2 separate regions of the Mus musculus genome follow, and region 2 is linked to region 1. A link is a loop called in an ENCODE intact Hi-C map of the cell type or tissue named here. Cell type or tissue: left cerebral cortex. All regions are shown on one strand.

Region 1 (4,000 bases):
AGACAGCCAGTTAGAACAGCACCATTTATTGAAGATGCTTTCTGTTTTCCATTGTTCATTTTTGGCATCTTTGTCAAAGATCAAGTGACAGTAAGTGTATGGTTTTATTTCTGAGTCTTCAATTCTATTCCATTGATCAAAGTGTCTGTCTCTGCACCAATACCATGCAGTTTTTATTAGTATTGCTCTGTAGTAAAGCTTGAGGTCAGGGATGGTGATTCCCCCAGCTGTTCTTTTATTGTTAAGAATTGTTTTCACTATTCTGGATTTTTTTGCCTTTTCAGATATATTTGAGAATTGAGAGAGAGAGAGAGAGAGAGAGAGAGAGAGAGAGGGGGGGGAGAGGGAGAGAGAGAGAGAGAGGGGGGAGAGAGAGAGAGAGAGGGGGAGAGAGAGAGAGAGAGAGGGAGAGAGAGAGAACTGTATGTGTGGGCATATGTGTGTCCACTTAAGGTTAAAGTCAGATGTTTTCTTCTATAGCTAATTTCCTTATTTATTTTAGGTTAGAACTGACTCAAAAGCTACAGTCCATGTGTGGATATCAGAAGACAGCCTTTGAGTCAGTTCTCTTCATAAAATATGGGACAAGGGAACTGAATCCAGAGTATCAGTGTTGGGTGGGAAGGACCTTCACACATTGAGCCATCTTTCTACTCCTTTATCTTATTTCTAGAGATATGGTTTCTCACTGAACCTAGGTATTGCTAACTTAGCAATGATAGTTGGCTAGCAAGCCCCGGCTATCCTCCTGTTTCTGTTTCCCTGTGGCAGGACTACATGTGAATGCCATCATTATCTATGTCAAATGATGCTGTAACAACTGAATAAACTTGCCATACATTGAGTATAGCTTACTGCAGGACTTTCACGGTGATTTGCTTCCTATCACTAAGTACTTCTAGCTTTGGTTTAGTTTTATTTTCCTTTTTAACAACTGATTAGATTGTAACCCACTTGGATGATTAAAATTAAGCCATGGGAAACTTTTCTCCTAGTGTTAATTAGCAATGAAGAGACATTCGTGTATTGGCTATTCAGAGAGGTGTGACAATGGGGGCTGAGATGACTCATGGTCTTACTGCTGATCCTATAGGGAATAATGGAACTGGAAAACCGCTCTATTTGGTGACAGATAAAGGATAGTGAATACAGTCAGTTACTAACTTACAGGTAAGTGCTCCTTGACCTACCATTGTGATTTTTAGCACTAAATGACATTGTTGTCTCACATATTAAGAAACCCTTTAATTTTTATTGATGACTGACACAAGGCGAAAAAATCCAAAGTGTACACACACACACACACACACACACACACACACACACACACACACACACTTCTGGAAGATTTTGCTCCATCCATCAGATGAATAGGCTGTCTTCAATATAGATCGTTCTACCCACCCAATCTCCATGCAGCTGAATGCTTTAACCTTGTTCAGTGAGACACTTAAACCTTACCTTCACCAAAATAAAATGAAGTGAAATTAGAACGACTTTATAAAAAGCCAATCACTTGAATACAAGACTTGGTGATGTAGTCAAAGTGTTAACAGTAAAGAATGAAGTCGTTAGACACTTAGGTCTTTTTAGACAGTGGTTTCCATGGAAAGTCAGGCTGTCCTTATGGGGCAGGCTTCCTTGGTAAGTACATTTTGTACTACTGTGTTCACCTACAGATAAGCTCAGAGCTAGTAACAGTCAGATAATGGAATACATTTATATGGGTTTCTAATCAATGCATGCTATTAGTTGGGAGCATATTTGAATGTCTGAGATTTTCAAATCTCATCTACCTACCACCAACTTTTAGTTCAGAGATATGTGTTCCAGAACAAATGTGAATTCAGTAGAAAAGATCAATTAAGAATTTAATCTCACACTTAAGATATTACTTTTTAAATAATCATTCAATATCTGAAGTATTGTCACAGTAACAAAAATGATAACATTAATATTTTTCTCACCGCTTCTTTTAGTCCTAACAGAAACATCATAATTAATTTTTGATTAGGTATTTGACCTCAAACCAAAACCTCAAATCAACAATTATTTTTTGTTTATATTGGTATACTCTCTGCAAGACATGTGGCTTGCTTACAGTGAAGTAATCATTAGTTGTTTATCTGGAACTTAACCCTAACTGAAGAACCCTAACTTTATTATTATTATGACACAAATACGAAAACCCTGTGGTGTTGGGAAGTAAAAAATTGAAAAGAGGGTCTCGTCTACCAAAGCCTCAAGCAGGCAAGATGAGGTTTTTTCACCGTTCCTCACACAGTCTGGTGGCAAATGACAGGACTTATTGGTGCTCAAAACAGTCTTCTTTCCACTTGACAAAATTTCCTTTTCTCTATTAAGTCAAAAAAAAAAAAAAAATCGCTCTCGGAGCGTTTTGGCGGGGCTCACGTGGCATGGCCACTAGATGGCAGTATGGGCACATCGGTCCCCACCCCCTTCTCATTCTGTAGCAAATTTTCTGTACCTTGTCTGTCCTTCTTTCCCCCCACCCTCTTTACAGGTTTCAGCTTGTCACTTTTCCTTCCCCTCTTTGTTTGCTATTTTTACTTTTATTCAAATGAGAGGACAACCAGCTGGTTGAGAATGTCATGCGGTGCTCACAGGAGGACTGCAATTGAAAAACGGAGTTGGTTGTCTTGGCTGCAGTATCCGGTTACCAGGCACCAAGGGCAATACACTTGATCAGATGCTGTGAGGTTTGACCAAGCTTGGCTCAAGTATGCTCCTCCTGAGATGGGGCCTCAGCTGTAGAGAGGTGTCAAGAGATGGACACATTTTTCAGGCGGGTTTTCCCATAAATGTAGATCGGCATATTGGGTTTTCAGGGGCTGTGCAGTGTTTTCCGTCGTGATATGAATCTTATTTTTACCCATCAAAACAAAACGCATTAAATTGCAAAGCTATGTATATATAATGACATGTCAAGAATTGATCTCAAACCTGTAGTTAGTATTCTCAGAAACTCCTTAGGTTCCTATTTATTTGATCTTTTCCCCCAGACAGAGTCTAACTATAGCACAGAGCATCCTAGAACGCATTATGTAGTACATGCTAGCCTCGAACTCACGTCAGTCTTTTTACAACCTCTTCAGGGCTGGCGTACAGTGGGCTGCTACTCCCAGCTCTGATCTTGAGTTTGTAGTCATATTCTTTAGACAGTTTTTAGTGTCAATAAGAGGAGTAACTTGCCCATTTTGTTAAGACGTACTTTGTTAGACATTTTAAAAGTCCTGTCAATTTTATTTCTAGAGGAAGAGAAACAAGGAGAAAATTATTAGGAATATGCCTGAAATGAGCGGAGGGTGTGTCTCACCCTTAACCTACGTTGTTAGTATGAGCAGAGACCCAACCCCTCCTCCATATTCCACTTCGCGTATGCTGCTCCACAGCCCTTTTGTCTAGATGTCTGATGTGGTGTGGACGCTGACGCTTTCCTTTCCCTGAAGTCCACACCTTAGGTCTTTGCAGACATAAAACTTGTTTCACCTGAATTTTCCAAAGCAGGTATAAATAATGTGTGTTAGTATTCTGTCAGGACTCCACCCCCACAGTTACCTCCCCACAGTTACCTGGCAATAGCCATGTATGCCAGGCCCAATATAAAAAGGGGGGCTGTTTGCCCCCCCCTCTCTCTCTCTCTCTCTCTCTCTCTCTCTCTCTCGCTTTTTTGCCTCTCCTACTCTCATAATCTTGCTCCTTGCTCCCTTGCTCCCCCTTTCTCCCCATTCCCTTCTCCCCTCTCTCCACGTGGCCATGACCGGGTTCTACTTCTCTACTCTCTCCCTCTCTCTGCCTTTCTCTGTCTCTACTGCTCTCTTAACTCCTCTCCCCGTGCCCTAAATAAACTGTATTCCATGCTATACCGTCATGTGTCTGGTTCCTCAGGGGGGAAGGGATGACTTGGCATGGGCCCACCGAGACATCCCCTTCCCCACACGCCACTAGAACATATTCTTATACCGCTTTATCTTCTTAT
Region 2 (4,000 bases), 480 kb before region 1:
CCAGACCTGAGTTTAGAGGGGGCATTGCTGGCAACCTGGCTTTCTGTTGTTCATTTGGTTGCTATTCTGTATTATTCTGGGGAAGCAAGACAGAGGAAATCACAGAACAGCAACACACACACACACACACACACACACACACACACACACACACACTAGGGTAAGAGGTTTCACCCAACTGCTTCACGTCGAATCCTCAGGTCAAAAAATTGGTGAGAAGTATCAGAGCCGAGACCTGTCATCTCAGTGGCCGCACACTTTCCAACTTTGCTGTATATTTCATCTAATTAATTTCATGCCCCTGGTTAGACCCGCATCCGTGTTTGTTGATGCTGGAGCCGTTCTCTGCGGCAATGTTTGTGTTCTAACTCTTCTTTAGTATGAGGCCAGTGACGCTTTCCTTGTATGATTTATGACTTTCTGAGCACTTTCCCATCTCTGTCTCACTTGATTTACGCAGCGGCTGTGTCGGGGCTTCAAGCTGCTGCAAGGGCAGTCATTGTTTTATTTAACTCATCGCTTACTGCTGCAGAGCCCAGCATCCTCCATATTTATTCATCAATGATTCATTCAATGATTACACAATTTATAGTGAGGGCCCGAAGTAAGCACTGACAGATGTGAACATTCTGTGTAGCTTTTGATGAAAGACCAAATTATAATGCGTAGCGATGTTTGTATAAGCGACAGTACTGTAGGGGACTTCGGTAATTAAGAGCGATAGGATTTTACATTGGTTCTTTGGTTTTGCTGTATCATTTAAGTCATTTGATGATTGACTTTGGTCTTTTATCTTCTCCTATGACAACTGAATGATATATATAATACTCATGTGACAGAGGAGTGTTCAAATTCTTATCTTTCAAAAATTTTAGAGTTATAATAAGTGATGATGACATCATTGAATTCTAAATCTTAATCCATTTTATTGTATTTCTTTATTGATATTTAGCCCAAACTGAAATTGTTTGAATTAAGTAGAGTTACATAATAGCCTTATGTGCATTTCAGTTGATCCTTGAAAGTTTGAACCTTCTTTCTTTCTTTCTTTCTTTCTTTCTTTCTTTCTTTCTTTCTTTCTTCCTTCCTTCCTTCCTTCCTTCCTTCCTTCTTCCTTCCTTCCTTCCTTCCTTCCTTCCTTCCTCTCTCCCTCCCTCCCTTCCTTCCTTCCTTTCTTTCTTTCTTTCTTTCTTTCTTTCTTTCTTTCTTTCTTTCTTTCTTTCTTTCTTTCTTTCTCTCTCATCTCTCTTTCTCTCTTTCTTTCTTCCTTTCTTTCTTTCTTTCTTTCTTTCTTTCTTTCTTTCTTTCTTCCTTCCTTCCTTCCTTCCTTCCTTCCTTCCTTCCTTCCTTCCTTCCTCCCTCCCTTTCTTTATTTCTTTCTTTTTGCAATTTTTAAAAAGATTTATTTATTATTATGTCTAAGTACACGGTTGCTGTCTTCAGACACACCAGAAGAGGGCATCAGATCTCACTACAGATGGTTGTGAGCCACCATGTGGTTGCCGCGGAAGAGCAGCCAGTGCTCTTCTGAGCCATCTCTCCAGTCTTTTTTTTTTTTTTTTCTTTTGTAAATTTACACATATCTGCAAGTGAGGAGATACAGAAATGGACAGAAAGTATACTTTTATATTGTTTATTACTTAGTTTTACATGAAGTTTACTTTATGCTGCTTTTTAAGGTTGGAGCTGTGTTCAGAAGTTTGTGACTGACATGGAAACCATGAAGTTTTGCTTTATCAACCATAAAAATAATTTTGGTATAAAATTTGGTTTATGTCTAGGAAAAAGACTCTAATTCAAAGTTGACTGAATTTCATAAACTAAATAAGAAGCATTGTGATGTTATAGAAGCATGTCTATTATAATTTATGGCAACAATTATTTCAATTTCTTCCCTGTATTAAAGGTGCCTATATGTTTTGACATTTACATAAACAATATTTGAATAAAGGATCAGAGAAATGGATGAATTTTACTGTATAACTTGATTTTTCTCTATGAATCACAGGGAAGTTGATGAGATCACAAAAAATAAAATAGTGACAACTGCTTAGTTTTCTTAGGAGACAACCTAAAAGGTCTAAATAACATAAAGAGGAGCTAGGAGTTCCTCTCTTGGGTGAAGGCCAGCAGATGGCAGTGTGTGGTAAGGAATGGTGCGAGCCTGTCTGTTGGCTCAGAGCCAGGGGATCTCTAGCTCACTGCTCTATTCCAGTGGTAGGAATGAAGATCTAGACGTGTGAAAACCTGCAGGAAATCTGGAAAGGGAACCTTTGCCAACCGAAGATATTCAATAGATGAGACTGAATCCTGGGTGATTACGAATGGGGTGTTTGTTTATCATGCTGTAGATACCATGAAGGTCTCTCTCTCTCTCTCTCTACCCCCATGCGTGCGTGTGCATGTGTGTGTGTGTATGCGTGTGTGTATGTGTGTGTCTATATTAGCTGTACTCATTTCCTTTCACCACATTCTCTCTCAGGGATGATTTCATCGACCCCATGACTTTATTGTCACCGATAACATAATAATAATAATAATAATAATAATAATAATAATAATAATAAATAATGACCCACAGATCTATGCTGCCTAGTCTGTGTACCCTGTTTAGCATTTCATAGGCACTCTTAATTCAGCTAGTCTCCAAGCTAACTTTACAGCCTGGTTTTCCCCAAAGCCACATTCCCCCAGTGTTTGCAGGTTAACATCCAAAAGATCCTTAAAACCAGAATCCTGGGAGTCATTTTAAAAAACTCCCCTCTCTTTTCCAGTCCTCCCCTGCAGTAAACATACAGCTATCCCGCCCTAAGGTTCATTCTCTACCTTTCAGCTTTACTCCAGCTTGTTTCCCAAAGCTCAGTTCTACAGAGAACCCCAGGAATGTTCGCCGTGGATCCATTCTCACCCCACTTCTGTGAATTCTGTACAATCACAGCCACTTTAAAACATTCGGATCAGGTGGTGACACAGTGGCCTTACTTGGATCTCTGCCCATCCCTGCTCTACCGCAATAAGTGAGCTTTCTAATTCTGCTTTTGTTCTTTTAAGTTTCAAAGCTTTGAACTATGGTGTTAGTACTGTTTGCAATCACATTTCTGCCATTCTTCCTTTTCTTATATAATCTAAAAGTGATCTTATCTTTCAAGCATCACTCTGTCGTTTGCTCCAAAATTTTAACTCAGGAGACGACGTCAGGGCTCTGGCTTCATCATTTGGTACTTTTGTCTTGTACATGTGCTCATTGTTTTCCACTAGAGTGTAAGCACCAAAGCATATCCATTTCCTCCACTGCAGTGCCTTTGGTGGCTAGCACATGGCTAGGGATATAGCTGTTTTCTGTGACTATTTGTAGAATGGATGACTTCATGAATGGGGATATCTGTGAGACCTGAATGAATGACCTAATTCTATTTTATTCTATTGCCACTGTGGTGGGGATGGCCTAGGGATATAGTGTAAAAGGAGAATGCGGGTCAGTTCTCCTGGAGTGTGCTCTGTGTTCGTGATCTCTTTGTAATGACAGAAGAGTCTCAATTCAAACATGGGAGAAGGGGAAAGAAGGGACTCTTGAGAGTCAATGTGAAGTTGTCTCACTGATCTTATAAAGTATAAGTAAACCTTGCTAATCAGCAGCAACTTGATCAATATAACCAAGAGGTCTTGCGACAGTTACCTACAAGGTGAACGGTATTATAAAGCAGTACTCTTTCTTTTTATGCAGGGATTTAGGGAGGAATATAGTGTAGCAAGAAAGTATGGAGTAGCTCCTTTCCAAAAGACATTCCATGGAAATTAAAATATTTTGTACCTGTATTAGCATCATGTCAGGCACTAATGATATGTAGCGTCTGAGCACTTAAGCAGGAGGAAATTCAAATTAGGAATTCATTTCTGCATTCTGCTTAATTTTAATAATTCTATATTCATATGTCAACTAATTTAGACTTAAATTTAAATAGCTACACATGGCTGGTGATCACTATATCAGTTTGCGTGG

What was found. Peaks named below come from ENCODE experiments on the same cell type or tissue, not always from the same donor. Only the 100,000 strongest peaks of a DNase experiment are listed, where the experiment ranks them.
Region 2: it touches region 1 in a loop (3-fold over the local background); 11 of 42 quality-filtered maps call a loop at or near these places.

Annotation. Positions count from the first base shown.
Region 1 is chr16:54,982,539-54,986,538 of GRCm38, reverse strand. No RefSeq gene overlaps it. Among named protein-coding and RNA genes, the nearest start is that of Gm22977, 12 kb to the right of the region's middle. In left cerebral cortex, a CTCF peak has its summit at 2,414 (motif pointing right); a DNase peak (open chromatin) is centred at 2,546; H3K4me3 peaks cover 441 bases; H3K27ac peaks cover 488 bases.
Region 2 is chr16:55,467,423-55,471,422 of GRCm38, reverse strand. All of the region lies in intron 2 of Gm45968 (a long non-coding RNA gene), which reads left to right. Among named protein-coding and RNA genes, the nearest start is that of Mir5118, 25 kb to the left of the region's middle. In left cerebral cortex, CTCF peaks have their summits at 1,469 (motif pointing right) and 2,123 (motif pointing right); a DNase peak (open chromatin) is centred at 2,164.